2 separate regions of the Homo sapiens genome follow, and region 1 is linked to region 2. The links are chromatin loops, found by intact Hi-C in ENCODE. Cell type or tissue: CD14-positive monocyte. All regions are shown on one strand. Region 1 overlaps NIPA2 (NIPA magnesium transporter 2). Region 2 overlaps NIPA1 (NIPA magnesium transporter 1).

The links. Peaks named below come from ENCODE experiments on the same cell type or tissue, not always from the same donor. Only the 100,000 strongest peaks of a DNase experiment are listed, where the experiment ranks them.
Region 1: it touches region 2 in a loop (4-fold over the local background); 3 of 110 quality-filtered maps call a loop at or near these places.

What each region holds. Positions count from the first base shown.
Region 1 is chr15:22,861,340-22,869,339 of GRCh38, reverse strand. NIPA2 (NIPA magnesium transporter 2) reads right to left here. Exons shown (of 8, transcript NM_030922.7): 8 at 956-3,127. The coding sequence ends at 2,493. It overlaps CYFIP1 (cytoplasmic FMR1 interacting protein 1), which reads left to right. Exons shown (of 31, transcript NM_014608.6): 31 at 1-2,288. Among named protein-coding and RNA genes, the nearest start is that of NIPA2, 27 kb to the right of the region's middle. In CD14-positive monocyte, no CTCF peak of the experiment used is centred here; no DNase peak of the experiment used is centred here; H3K27ac peaks cover 422 bases.
Region 2 is chr15:22,800,774-22,808,773 of GRCh38, reverse strand. The region is part of intron 1 of NIPA1 (NIPA magnesium transporter 1); the gene reads right to left. Among named protein-coding and RNA genes, the nearest start is that of NIPA1, 18 kb to the right of the region's middle. In CD14-positive monocyte, no CTCF peak of the experiment used is centred here; no DNase peak of the experiment used is centred here.

The DNA of each region.
Region 1 (8,000 bases), 61 kb before region 2:
ACACCATCCCATATACCGCTCACCTCAGCACAGGTTTAGCTTTATATTTAGGGTTCCGCAGGCAAATGAGGTGTAAAACGGCCGTGTTGGCTGCTCCAATCTGGATATGAAGAGGCTACTCAGTGCCTCTCTGTTACCTGTGCCCATGACCTGGAGGAAGCCAGCAATGTGGGAGGAGATCAGTCAGGCCCAGTGGGTGCTGCACAAAGGGACCGGGAGCACCGAGTCCAGCCTTCAGCTGTCCCCGATCCACAGGGCTCACATGGCTGGAGCTGGTTCACATGATCTGTCAGAATGAAAAACAATCGGTCTAGACTACCAGTAGAGTCACGAACATGTTTGAGAAACTAAAGCCATATTTTAAAAAGTACTAAGGCAATGAGGTTCTGAAAATCCTAACTAACTGAATGGAAAAAGATGCTATGCCTGTTTATTGTAGATGAATACTACAGATAAACACAAGTCCAGCATGATTAACTGAACTCACTTTATATTGTAGCCTGGCAGTCATTTTACATTATTTGGAGTATTGCAACCTTCACCAATTTTAAAATTTTCTATGGATGCCAAGTTGCCATAAAAAGCAGGCCTCGCCTACTTTTCCGGAGGCCTTTGGAAACTGTCCAGAAGCATATGATGCACGGCACAGAAAAGTAGTAAGTGTACGAACCATCCTGTTACACTGCCAAACTCACTCAAGTGACATGAAGCCTAACAAACAATTATTCTTTCTTTATAAAAAGTTCCCTAAAAATGCTTTTGGTAATGTGAATTAATAACCCTGGGGCCAGCATTCTGCTGCAGATTTAGAGGTGGTAGCTGTGCTTATCTTAGAAACTACAGAATAGGATGAAAAATTATGGTAAAACTTAATCAATTACCAAGTTTTATAAGGCTTAATTATATACCAAATATGTAATACCTTAGGTATAAGACAATCTCAAGTGCTACAAAATGTTAAATAAGAATTTATTATTTATTAACCTATGCATGTTCAAATGAGTCTCTGTCCTCAAGGGGGAGAAAACTGGTTCTTTTATGTACAAAGCACAGATGTAGGTACAGTATATAAACAGATACGTAGTACATCTGTAGTATTAAAATGGCATGGGAGGAGGCAGTTAGAAAAAACATCTAAAACAGCTCCTTAGAAGGCCAATAATAAAGTTGGAAAAAAGGGAGTTTCCACGCAGCCAGTGGTGAGCTGCATGGGATACCAGCACCATTGGCAGGGGAGGCCCTCGGGGAGTGATGGCTTGGCGCTGGCGCACCACTGGGTAACCTCCAGGCAGGAGCCACAGGCTGGAACAGGCGAACACTTTCTTCCCATCACCTAGGTGGAAATTAATTCTGCCAATACTTTTTTTTAAAGGCCAGTCAATGGTTATGAGTGGATAGGTTCAAAGCTGAATGGAGTTCATTAGACCTTTTTTATTATTCTACCTTTTCTGCATATGTTTGCAGTTTTCCATCGACTTCTTCATAAACAAACATTTTCTAGAAACCAAAATATGTAGTGGCCCAAAGGAGCTCTTAAGCAAAGTACTTGGTACAAAGAGACCATATTCTATAAACATGTTAAGTTTGTTCTAAGCATTCAGACTTTTAGAATAAGAACTTCATTTCAACTTTTTATTATAACATGAGCTAAATTTAAGAAACAACCCTAGTCTTCTATTTCCCAGAGCTGTTCAAAGTCTAAATGACAATATAACTCATTATGAAAATATACTGAAAAGTACAAGAGCTGATGTAAAACGGTAATCAAGGTTCCAGGCATCATGGGATTAGGGTAACTGAAGAATAAACCCAGCCAGGCTGCAACAGCAGGCAGGATGTGCTGGCTTGATGAGGTGCTAAGGCCATCGAATGCTCAGAGGAAGCCGGATTCACGGTGATCATCTCAACCTGAGAAATCGTTCCTTGGGGTGATTTCTGCCCTTTTTTTTGTTTTGTAAGAAAGAGGTTCCTTCATTCAGTAACTTAGTTTTCCCTTAATAAATATTTCAAAAATAAAACCAATCATCATCAAACAAACAGGAGCCACTTTTGTAGGTAAGGTAAATCACAGGATAATGTATTGGGATAACTCTGTTTTTTTAAAATAAAAAAGCCTTACATGGTCAGGGATTGATGGAGTGGGGATGACAAATGCACATTTCAGACTTTCATCACCAATGAAAAAATAAAGCATTTTCATAGACTTAAAACTGTCATTAGTGCATTCGGCTTTTGGAGAAGGGATGAAAATGTAAAATACTTCTACAACAATAAAATGTTAATAGAAATCGTCATGTGCTGAGGTCATTTTAGTGAGCTACCATTGTTTGTTTAAATACAAGAAAAGTAATTTCTTGGTCCAAATTAGTGAAATCTTTAAAAAGATTGCCTTTAAAGAACATTATTTGAGGACAATGTTTTTTCAGACACATTCTGATGATATTCAAATTCACTTCATAACAATCACAGATTAACCTTTAATTACACCTTTCTTAAAAAGCTGTCAGATTTCCATTTCTTCGGGAGACATTTTCACCAGTGTGTTGTTCGATTCCACAGGTTAAGCTTTCTTCATTATTATTAAGAACTTCATACATATTAGAGAGATTGCCATTCATTGCTTTCTCGTCTTTTCGAAAAGACACAGGCAGACTTGCTAGACTAAAGCTGACGTCTTTAAAGGCATGCAACAAGAATATCCCCACAATGATTGTAAAGAAGCCACTCAAAGTACCAATGACATCGTCAACAGGCATATCTTGCCACTCCTTAAAAAGAATAGCTGAACAAGTTAAAACTGATGTTGTAAAGAATACATAATATATTGGAGTCACAATGGAAGTGTTGAATATATCCAGGGCCCTATTTAGGTAATTAATCTGTGTGCTCACACAGACGATGAGGCTCAGCAGCAGAATCCAAGCCAGGGGATGCCGCAGCACAGGCTTCCCTGCAAACAGCTCCTTGATAGCAATGCCCAGGCCCTTCACACAGGAGACTGAAAACGCGCCGATTACAGAGCAGATTGTTATGTACACAAGAATGTTTGTCTGTCCATGGCGAGGACCCACCACGAAGATTAATATCAAGGCCACAATGACCACAAGGGTTGCAAAGACCACAAAACCTGGAGGAGGCAAAGAAAAGTTACATGAGTCAAATGGTTGGTTGTTCTTAAACACAGAATGCAAAACAAAATATAATAAACTTGATAGGGAGAAAAGGTATGGCCTGGAAATAAAAATCAGCTTTATTTTGCAGCCCAAGCAGAAATGCAACCACAAAAATTTACTTAGATGGACACACTGGAAGATTAATGCGAGCTTCATATTCACAAATTGTTATACCCCTAACATTTTTGCAGCAGCACTTTATGCCGACTTAAGTGCTCTAGCTCACCAGGCAAGAGGGACAGTGGGAACAGAACAGACACAGAAACTAGGGAGGAGAAACCATGAGGTGGCCTTGAATGTTCAACAATTTATAGATGCTAAAAAAAACAAAAAACACAAAAACAAGAGTTCTTCATCAAGTTTTCCCTAAAAGGGGAAACTTTTAAAATTTGTGGACAACTGCTGGAGTAACGAGCAAGTCAACTGGAGAACTTGAAAGATACTACTGGGGTTCTGGTTGAATACGGAGAATTAAATCCAGCATGATAATAGCCAACAACTGTGTAGCACTGTGGGCCAGGCATTTTTCTCAGCAATTCGCACTCAACTACCCTGTTATCACGGATACTACCACCTGCATTTTCGGATGAGGAAACTGAGGCCCAGATAAGTCACATGAATTTACTCTTCCTTCCTCAAATTCCACTAATAAAATACACAGTAATAGGATTTTTTTTTTTTGAGACAGAGTCTTGCTCTGTCGCCCAGGCTGGAGTGCAGTGGTGCGATCTCGGCTCACTGCAAGCTCCGCCTCCCGGGTTCACGCCATTCTCCTGCCTCAGCCTCCTGAGTAGCTGGGACTACAGGTGCCCGCCAACACGCCCAGCTAATTTTTTGTATTCTTAGTAGAGACGGGGTTTCACCATGTTAGTCAGGATGGTCTCCATCTCCTGACCTCGTGATCCACCCGCTCTGGCCTCCCAAAGTGCTGGGATTACAGGCGTGAGCCACCGCACCCAGCAGTAATAGATTATTAAAGACACAAATACACAAAATTAAGAACAAGAAGCCAGGTGTGGTGGCTCACGCCTGTAATCCCAGCACTGGGAGGCCGAGGATGGCAGATCACCTGAGGTCAGGAGTTCGAGACCAGCCTAGCCAACATGGTGAAACCTCATCTCTTCTAAAAATACAAAAATTAGCCAGGCGTGGTGGCAGACACCTGTAATGCCAGCTACTTGGGAGGCTGAAACAGGAGAATCGCTTGAATCTGGGAGGTGGAGGTTGCAATGAGCTGAGATCATGCCACTGCACTCCAGCCTGGGCAATAGAGTGAGACTGTCTCAAGAAAAAAGAGAGGACCGAAGATAACAATCCTTCGTAAGTCAGAAAGCAAAGGCTAACTAATAACTGGTACAGAGATCCAAGAAAGCGGAATCCTACACATCCGCTGTGATAAAAGATGAAAAAGCAATTTAGTTTGTGGCACAGAATGCTCAAAAGATACAAAGTGCCTCTGAAGTGGAGTAAAGGCAAGATTGAAAGTGAGGCCTGGCTGAAAAGTCCATTCAAGAAACAAGGAGACTCCTGCCCAGTTCTGGGAGACTGTCCCTCCCGTGCCACAGAGTTCCAGGAAGCTGAGGTCAACCATGCCTCCAGGCATTAATCCTTCCCCCCAGTCAATTCCCAGGATGCCCACAGCCAGCCATGAAACTGGAAGCTTTTTTTGCTGGGGATCTGACCAGCCCAACTTTTACATAACAGAGGACAGCAGGCCGGGCGTGGTGGCTCACGCCTGTAATCCCAGCACTTTGGGCGGCCGAGGTGGGCGGATCATGAGGTCAGAAGATCGAGACCATCCTGGCTAACATGGTGAAACCCCGTCTCTACTAAAAATACAAAAAATTAGCCAGGCCTGGTGGTGGGTGCCTGTAGTCCCAGCTACTCGGGAGGCTGAGGCAGGAGAATGGCGTGAACCCGGGAGGGGAGCTTGCAGTGAGCCAAGATCACGCCACTGCACTCCAGCCTGGGCAACAGAGCAAGACTCTGTCTCAAAAAAATAAAAAGAAAGATAGCCAAAGACCACCAGGAGAGAAGCCAAAACAAACAGAAAAGTGCAAAGCCTCTTTCTCCCATGTAGACAGAGGAAAACTTCAAAATAAACAACTGTCCCTCAAAAAACAAAAAAATTACTAATATCCTCAGAAAAGCAAGAAAAACTATTATTAATATCCTCAGAGACACAATGAAACAGACTGACCTGGCACCCCAAATACCTACAAACGATGGATCTACAACAACAAAAAACCCCAAACAAATAAAAAAGAAACATTTATTTGAGGGCATCAAAGAGCCATCAAAGTAGCCAGGACTTAAAGGGCCAAAATCCAGAGAAAAGAGAAGAATCAGCCCAACACTCACCTCTGCCTTCTCCCTTGGGGCAACTACTAATGCAAGGGGTGAGATGGCATAAAGGCCAATCAACACCGGCCTAAGCTTAAGGGGACTAGGTAAAAACAAGTTGGAATTTGGGGCTGCCTAAGCAGCTGGAACTGAATGGAACAAGACCCAGAAAGGAGGGAACTATAGAGTAGTGAGCCCAAATTTCTGTGTGCATTTCCCCTTACGGTGTTTCTTGGCACACAAGCTGCACAGCCAAGGTCAGAGGAGCCAAATGGAAAGCCCGGCCAGGAGGCCACAGGACTAAGCAGGGATTTTAGTGTCTCAAGTTACTGAGGAGCAGATCCTGGAGCTCTCAGTTTCTCAGGTGGAGGGGCCCAAACCAACATCTGAAGCTATCAGTTGAGAGCCAAAGGGCTATGAATAAGAATAAAGGCAAACTGAGCCAGGTGTGGTGGCTCATGCCTGTAATCCCAGCCCTTTGGGAGGCCGAGGGAGGTGGATCACTTGAGCCCAGTAGGTTGAGACCAGCCCAGCCAACATGACAAAACCCTGTCTCTACCAAAAAAAGATACAAAAATTAGGCCAGGCACAGTGGCGCATGCCTGTCATCGCAACTACTTGGGAGGCTAAAGCAGGAGAATCACTTGAACCCAGGAGGCAGAGGGAGCAATGAGCCGAGACTGCACCACTGTGCTCCAGCCTGGGTGACGGCGAGACTCCATCTCAAAAAAAAAAAAACAAAGAAAATACAAAAATTAGCCAGATGTGGTGGCACACACCTGTAGTCCCAGCTACACAGGAGGCTGAGGTGGGAGGATCGCTTGAGCCCGAGAGGCAGAGGATGCAGTGAGCCATGATCACACCACTGCACTCCAGCCTGGGCAACAGAGTGAGATACTGTCTCCAAAAAAAAAAAAAAAAAAAAGAATAAAGGCAAACTGAAAGAAACTAGGCCCAACAAAGCTTAAAACAATACCTTCAGGGTGAAGGTGAGCTACTGTATTCTTTTCTGCCTACCAGAAGAAATTTACATTCTCTCTGAAGGAAGAAAAAACATCACTTAAAACCTCTACACCTTCTAATATCCTACATCCAGCATTCAATTAAAAAATGCCTAAAAGCCAAAAGAGAAACACCACCACAGGAGGCCCACAAAGAATTCTAAAACTAAAGTTAGCAGACAAAGACTTTAAAATAACTAGGAATCAAAGAACAGAGGCAAGAAACTCTTAGAAATTAACAATATAACCGCAGAAATAAAAACTCAGAAGGGCTGGAAGAAAAAACAGAAAATCTCCCCAAAGGCAGAGCAAAAAGACAAAATGGTAAAATGAGGGAAAGAAAAGATAAGAAAATTAATGATCTAGGTCAGGAACTGCAATAAACAGATGAATAAGAATCTCACAAAGAGCAAACAAGAATATCAAAGGAGTATTCAATTCAGTTCCCAAGAGTCAGACATAAATTTTCAGATCAGGCCAGGCACAGTAGCTCACACCTGTAATCCCAGCACTTTGGGAGGCCGAGGCAGGTGGATCACCTGAGGTCAGGAATTCGAGACCAGCCTGGCCAACCTGGTGAAACCCTGTCTCTACTAAAAATACAAAAATTAGCTGGGCGTGGTGGTGGGCGCCTGTAATCCCAGCTACTTGGGAGGCTGAGGCAGGAGAATAACTTGAACCCAAGAGGCGGAGGATGCAGTGAGCCGAGATCACGCCATTGCACTCCAGCCTGAGCAAGAAGAACAAAACTCTGTCTCAAAAAAAAAAAAAAAGAGAGACCCATCAGGCGAGGCATGGTGGCTCACACCTGTAATCCCAACACTTTGGGAGGCAAGGTGGGTGGATCACTTGTGATCAGGAGTTCGACACCAACCTGGCCAACATGGTAAAACCTTGTTTCTACCAAACAAACAAAAAAAATTAGCCAGGCATGGTGGCACACGCCTGCAGTCCCAGCTACTTGGAAGGCTGAGATGGGAGAATCGCTTGGGCTGGGGAGGAGGAGGTTGCAGTGAGCTGAGATCACATCACTGCATTCCAGCCTGGGCAACACGGCCCTGTCTCAAAATAAAATGAACCATCAGGCACCCAGCACAATGGACAAAAATGGACCCATCTCTAGGCATGTCAGTGGGAAATTTCAGACACTGTGGGGAAAGAGAACATCCTACATGCTTCCAAAAACAAAAAATTGGTCGCATATAAAAGATAAGGGATAAACTGTTCAATTTCTCAACAGCAACATCAGAAATGAGAAGACGGTGGTCACAATAGGTTAAAAACATTTTGAGATAAACAAGGTCTCAAAAAATCTCATCTCTTCATGCCCTTTCTTGTCTCCTCTAGAGTGACACCACCAAAATGAAGGCACAAACCCAGGATTCTGGAAATAAGGGATCCAAGAAAAAGCAAACTGAAGGGAATCCCCAGGATGCTGCTGAAGAGAAATGCAGATAACAGCTGTGCTGGCAGCCTGGAGACA
Region 2 (8,000 bases):
CGCTTGAGCCCAGGAGGATGAGGCTGCAGTTAGCCATGATCATGCCACTTCATTCCAGCCTGGGTGATAGAGTGAGACACTGTCTCAAAAAAAAGAATATTGCTATTTGATCACATCACAGTAAAAACTGATTTAGGCAAGAATCATTAACGGATACTAAAACAAGCGAATGAAAATTTACTGAGTCACCTCCATGGGTTTTTCTTATTAATTATGAACAGAAAAAGTTATCTTTATAGATAAGCCTGATGGACACTGGCTTAGCCAAGTGGTCAAAGTCCCCAGCATCAGTTGTGCCACCTGCCTGCTGTGGCTGTCTCCCAGCCCTGAGCCACGCCCTACCTCTGCTGCCAGGCTCCACTGGAGAAGACAGCCTGGCACCACTGGGGCTCCTGTCTGGTGTCCCTCTCAGTGTATCTAATACAAACAGGACCCAGGGTGTCCTATGAAGCAGAAAGTTTAGCGAAGCTTAAGAATGTCCCATGGTGGGCACTGTAGGAGAGTCAGCTATTAATACAGAATCAATGTTAGATTTCTAAATGTGCTAATCAAAGTGGCTATCCCAAAATGCATGCCGAATACTTGAGTGAAAGGTCATCAGGTCCAGAATACTAGTGTGAAAAGTCTGTGGACCAGTTTCCCAACAAAACCACCATAACTAATAAATAAAGTACTTAACAAAGTGGGCCGGGTGCAGTGGCTCATGCCTGTAATCCCAGCACTTTGCGAGGCCGAAGTTGGTGGATCACAAGGTCAGGAGACCGAGACCATCCCGGCTAACACAGTGAAACCCCGTCTCTACTAAAAAAAATACAAAAAAAAATTAGCTGGGCATGGTGGTGGGCGCCTGTAGTCCCAGCTATTTGGGAGGCTGAGGCAGGAAAATGGCATGAACCTGGGAGGCAGAGCTTGCAGTAAGCCGAGATTGTGCCACTGCACTCCAGCCTGGGCAACAGAGAGAGACTCCATCACACACACACACACACACACAAGTGAATTTAAACTCTGTGGAAATTATCCTAAGGGCATACAGAAAATATCTCCTTTTTCATTCCTGATTTTAGTAATTTGATTCTTCTTTTTTGCTTGGTCAGTCTAGCTAAAGGTTTGTCAATTTCATTGTTCTTTTCAAAGAACCAACTTTTGATTTTGTTTTTATTGGGTTTTTAGATTTTTTTTTTCTTTTTGAGACAGGGTCTCACTCTGTTGCCCAGGCTGGGGTGTAGTGGCATGGTCTCTCAGTTCACTGCAACCTCCATCTCCCAGGTTCAAGTGATTCTCCTGCCTCAGCCTCCCAAGTAGCTGGGATTACAGGCGTGGGCCACCACATCCAGCTGTCCTTTTATTGTAATGAACATGGTTTGGTCAGGACGTTTTGTGAAGTCATGGGATTCCTGCTACAGCAGCTGGACTGTGTGACCCTCCTACAGTGAAAGCTGGTCAAGGATGACAGTGACCAGTGCAATGAGGCCCATAGGCACCCCCCTTTCACTGCTATGGTTATCCCAACATTGATCATCACATAGTATATGTTTTTGGCAGTTTATAAAATGTCAAAAGTCACAAAATGAGGAGGAACCTGGAATACCAGGTACACAGGAATGGCAAAGTGAACAAAATGGTTTTTGTTCTTTTCCCAAAGGGTCCAGTTCAGTTCCAAGCATTTCAGGCCCTGCAACTTGTACTCTCCATCAAGAGCCTGGATTTGCACAAATCAAAAGGTGTATAGGTCACCCTCACCTTTTAAACCAGTATTAGGCAAAATTTTTCTGCATCCACAGACATTAAGCAAGTCAGGTTTTTCTCCATCCAGGTACCTGTCCCATACCCCTACCCATAAACAAAAGTGAAGCTCCTGCACATGGTCCCTGAGAGCCTCGGTCCAGGGGTGTCCCCTGTTCTGCCCTGCAGGAAGTGCATGGCTGTGTGCCCAGCTTCCTCACTGAGTTGGCTGCTCCATTTTCCCTCCTCCTTCTTTTGCCAGGAGCTCCTAGGAGTCTGCATTCCATATTAGCCCTTGGCCCGTCATACAGATATCTGTGAGGATATCTAAAACAACTGGGTTTCTTCACAGTTTCACCCTAAGCATTGCTGCCCCTAAGCACTGTTGTTCCGAAAGCTCATTAGCCAGCACTCTCAGTAGGTATCTATGCCCAAGCTTCTCCTCTTCCCAGTTGATGACGGTCCTCTATTAATCTGCAGGTCCTCCGGCCTCAGCAACAACAGGGAGCTGCAGCACTGAAGGATGCAGAGGATGCTGTTTGTCTTGCCACACTCACGTCTCCTCCCCCACTCCTAGGTGTGGGCTGCAGAGGATATGATCGCTAAGTTCCATTGGTTTTCCTCTCATTGGAAACCCTGGGTGCTGAGAGTTGCATAGCTGTTTATAACAGCTAAACTATAAAACAAAGAAGTGTTTGTGCAAACACAAAAGAGCCTTGCCAGGATGACAGTATCAACTGACAGTGATGCTGTCCAACCAGGGGCATGTGGCTTTAGACCTTCCATTTAGTTATAAATGTGTCGGAAATGTCCTTAAAATACAGCTTTAGGCCGGGCGCGGTGGCTCACGCCTGTAATCCCGGCACTTTGGGAGGCCGAGGCGGGCGGATCACAAGGTCAGGAGATCAAGACCATCCTGGCTAACACGGTGAAACCCCGTCTCTGCTAAAAATACAAAAAATTAGCTGGGCGTGGTGGCGGGCGCCTGTAGTCCCAGCTATTCGGGAGGCTGAGGCAGGAGAATGGTGTGAACCCAGAAGGCGGAGCTTGCAGTGAGCCGAGATCGCGCCACTGCACTCCAGCCTGGGCGACAGAGTGAGACTCCATCCCAAAATAAATAAATAAATAAGTAAAAAAAAATAAATAAAATACAGCTTTATAGTATAAAAATATAGATGGGCATCCAATGTATTTACCTTCTAATTATTCCACAAAAAGATTGCTTCCACTTATGTGTGCTTCTAACATCAACAACAGAAGTTGCTGATAAAAGCCAAGCAAGAGTGGATAACTAGTTCTTTGTAAATTAATGTATAAAAAAGATGTAACATAGTTTTTACAGATTTTTCTTTTTCTTTTTCTTTTTGAGACAGAGTCTCACTCTCTTGCCCAGGCTGGAGTGCACTGGTGTGATCTCTGCTCACTGCAACCTCTGACTCCTGGGTTCAAACAGTTCTCCTGCCTCAGCCTCCTGAGTAGCTGGCATTACAGGCTGCGCCACCACACCCAGCTAATTTTTGTATTTTTAGTAGAGACAGGGTTTCACCATATTGGTCAGGATGGTCTTGTACTCCTGACCTCAGGTGATCCGCTCACCTCGGCCTCCCAAAGTGCTGGGATTACAGGCGTGAGCCACCGCGCCCGGTCCTACAGAGTTCTCTAAGAAGGACTAAGAATAAATAAATATTCTTTCCTGACACCGGCACAGCCAGAGGAAGGCATTAACTGCCTTCTGAAACATTAACTGAGCACTGCTGTGCACCAACTTAACTCATGGACTTAATATTTGAAGTTCTTTTGCCTGTTGGTTATTAGATATGCAGAACTTATTTTTCCTAAGAAATAGTTTGGCAATTATGGAAAAAAGACAAAGTTTTATGACATATACTATCTAATTTTAAGATTTACCATAGGCTGGGCATGGTGGCTCACGCCTGTAATCCCAGCACTTTGGGAGGCTGAGGCAGGTGGATCATGAGGTCAGGAGATTGAGACCATCCTGGCTAACACAGTGAAATCCTATCTCTACTAAAAATGCAAAAAATTAGCCAGGCATGGTGGCAGGTGCCTGTAGTCCCAGCTACTCACTCGGGAGGCTGAGGCAGGAGAATGGTGTGAACCCAGGAGGCGGAGCTTGCAGTGAGCCAAGATTGCGCCACTGCACTCCAGCCTGGGCGACAGAGCGGACTCCGTCTTAAAAAAAAAAAAATTTACTATAAAACTATATAATCAAGACAGTATGGTACTGGCATAAGGATAGACAAACACAACGGAATAGAGTTCAGAAATCGGTCCATACATGTACAGCCAGATCACAGACTGAATGAAGCACCAGTACAATTCAATGGAAAAGTCTCCAACAAATGGTGCTGGACCAACTGGATGTTGTAGAGAAAACGTTGAAGTTTAATTCATGCCTCAGACCATCCTGTAACTCAACGTGGCTTACGGACCTAACGCTAAACACTAAAGCTGTGAAGCTCTAAGAACACACAAGAAGATGCCATTGTGACCTGAGGAGAGACAAAGATTTCTCAGGCAGAAATCAAAAGCACCGACCAGATAGGAAAAAAACAGACAAATTAGACTTCAACAAAACTAAACATTCGTGCTCCTCAAGAGGAACTTTTAGGCCAGGCGCAGTGGCTCATGACTGTAATCCTAGCACTTTAGGAGGCCGGGGCGGGTGGATCACGAGGTCAGGAGTTCAAGACCAGCCTGGCCAAGATGGTGAAACCCTTTCTCTACTAAAAATACAAAAATTAGCCGGGCCCAGCTGGGTGCGGTGGCTCACACCTGTAATCCTTGCACTTTGGGAGGCTGAGGTGGGTGAATCACCTGGGGTCAGGGGTTCGACACCAGCCTGGCCAACATGATGAAACCCCGTCTCTACTAAAAATTTAAAAAATTAGCTGGATGTGGTGGTTCATGCCTGTAATCCCAGCTACTCAGGACGCTGACGCAGGAGAATCGCTCGAACTAGGGAGGCAGAGGTTGCAGTGAGCCAAGATCACGCCACTGCATTCCAGCCTGGGCAACAGAGTGAGACCCTGTCTCAAAAAAACAAAAACAAGGCCGGGCACGGTGGCTCACGCCTGTGATCCCAGCACTTTCGGAGGCCGAGGCGGGCAGATCACAAGGTCAGGAGCTCGAGATCATTCTGGCTAACACAGTGAAACCCCGTCTCTACTAAAAATACAAAAAATTAGCCGGGCGTGGTGGCGGGTGCCTGTAGTCCCAGCTACTCGGGAGCGTGAGGCAGGAGAATGGCATGAACTTGGGAGGCAGAGTCTGCAGTGAGCTGAGATCACGCCACTACACTCCAGCCTGGGCGACAGAGCAAGACTCTGTCTCAAAAAAAAAAAAAAAAAAAAAATTAGCCGGGCCCGGTAGCAGGTGCCTGTAATCCCAGCTACTCAGGAGGCTGAGGCAGGAGAATCACTTGAACCAGGGGGGCAGAGGTTGCAGTGAGCCAAGATCACGCCACTGCACTCCAGCCTACGCAACAGAGTGAGACTCCGTCTCAAAAAAAAAAAAAAAAAAAAAAAGGCACTTTTAAGAAAATGAAAAGGCAAGCCACAGAGAAAATATTTCCAATCCCTGTATCTGACAAAAACTTGTATCCAGATATATAACATATATCTGTATGGTTAATATATGCGTATATATGTGTGAGTATATATATACATACGTAATATATACATATACACACACACACTCTTACCAGTCAATAATACGGTAGAACCCAGCCAGGCGTGGTGGCTCATGCCTATAATCCCAGCACTTTGGGAACCCAGCCAGATGTGGTGGCTCATGCCTATAATCCCAGCACTTTGGGAGGCCGAGGTGAGTGGATCACCCGCGGTCAGGAGTTTGAGACCAGCCTGGCCAACATAGTGAAATCCCATCTCTACTAAAAATACAAAACTTAGCCAGGCATGGTGACAGCTGCCTATAATCCCAGCTACTGGAGAGGCTGAGGCAGGAGAATCGCTTGAACCCGGTAGGCAGAGGTTACAGTGAGCCAAGATCGCACCACTGCACTCCAGCATGGGCGACAGAGCAAGAGTCTCTGTCACCACCCACCCAAAAAAAAAAAAGTTCATCAACAGGAGAATGGATATGTAAACTGGTATACTCAAACAACACAACACTACTCAGCAATAATAAGGAACATATTGCTGATACCCACATCACGATGAATCTTCAAACTATGTCCAGCAAAAGCAGACGTAAGAGAATACATACTATATAATTCCATTTATATGAAGCATGGGAACAGGCAAAATTAATTCAACCTATGCAGATGGGCATCAGAAGAGTAGGCACCTTGGTATGGGGGATGAGGCACCAGGGAACTTTCTAGGGTGGCAGCAACAATCAATTTCTTCACTGGGCTGTTGGTTACACAGGCATATTCATTTGTCAAAACTCATCAAACTGTACCTTTAAGATCTGTGCAGCTTATTCTATGCAATTATACCCCAATACTTAAACAAGAAATAGTTGATAAATGACAGTTAAATTTCTTGGTGGTGAGGATTTCACAGGTAGCACACTTATTCGTGCACTCATGGAGGTGTGTACATTAAACATGCACAGCTTTTTATATATTAATCATACCCCAATAAAGTGGTTTAAATTTTTTTTTTTTTTTTTTGAGACAGAGTCTCACTCTGTCGCCCAGGTTGAAGGGCAGTGGCGTGATCTCGGCTCACCACAACCTCCACTTCCCGGGTTCAAGTGCTTTTCCTGCCTTAGTCTCTCAAGTAGCTGTGATTACAGGCATGTGCCACCACGCCTGGCTAATTTTTGTATTTTTAGTAGAGACAGGGTTTCACCATGTTGGTCAGGCTGGTCTCGAACTCCTGACCTCGTGATCTGCCTGCCTCGGCCTCCCAAAGTGCTGGGATTACGGGCGTGAGCCACCGTGCCCGACCCTTAATTTTTTTAATTTAAAAAGTTAAGTTTCTGGGTTAGCCCACACAATGCTGACCCTAATACAACTAACCACTGTAATAAAGTTTCTTGCAGTTTCTATGGGAAATGTCATTCCCTGTTTCAGATGGAAATTAAGAGTACAGCACATATTAACACATGCTTCTTCCTCTCCATCCTCCCTCCAGGGAAGCTCAGTGCAGTATCTCTATTCTATTTCTTTATTCCATCTATCAAATATTTACTGAGAATCATCAGTGTACACAGTCCTCAGTGAATACAAACACATAAAAAGTCACAGCCAGGCGCAGTGGCTCACGCCTGTAATCCTAACACTTTGGGAGGCCAAGGCATATGGATCACAAGGTCAGGAGTTCGAGACCAGCCTGGCCAATATGGTGAAACCCCGTCTCTACTAAAAATACAAAAATTAGCTGGGCGCGGTGGCGGGTGCCTGTAGTCCTAGCTACTCGGGAGGCTGAGGCAGGAGAACTGCTTGAACCCCGGGAGGTGGAAGTTGCAGTGAGCCGAGATCATGCCACTGCACTCCAGCCTGGGTGACAGAGCAAGACTCTGTCTCTCAAAAAAAAAAAAAAAAAAAAAAAAGTCGCTAGAAGTGTTGTCTGCCCCTACAGAGCACCCTCTTCCTCTCTGCCTTAACTAAAGGCAATCTCTCTCATCCTTTCCCCCACCACAGTGATCAACACTGCCCCCACGCACCCTGAGGCCTGAGAAGCCAAGCTGGCCGACTCCTTGATACATGACGGGTAGATGTCAAGTATTATACCTGTACTAGCGTGCTCTGCTGATGTGAACAGAAAAATCTAGGATAATGAGCTCTGTCATGTGCACTGGTAAGGAACTGGAAATGTCCATGCCCTGTAAAAGTAGAACGGTAACATTCATGCAGCCCTGAATATGTTTGCAAAGAACATCTAACAGGGGGACAAGCTCACGACAGACTGAACACAACCACAGGACATAAACTGACATACATGGGGTGGGCTCAGTGTATACTGCCTCTTTTTTTTTTTTTCTTGAGCTGGAGTTTTACTCTTGTCACCCAAGCTGGAGTGCAGTGGCATGATCTCGGCTCCCTGCAACCTCAGCCTCCCGAGTAGCTGGGACTACAGGCATGCGACATCACACCAGGCTAATTTTTTTTTTTTCTTTTTTTTTTTTTGAGACGGAGTCTCGCACTGTCGCCCAGGCTGGAGTGCAGTGGCGTGATCTCAGCTCACTGCAAGCTCCACCTCCCGGGTTCACGCCATTCTCCTGCCTCAGCCTCCCAAGTAGCTGGGACTACAGGTGCCTGCCACCACGTCCGGCTAAATTTTTTT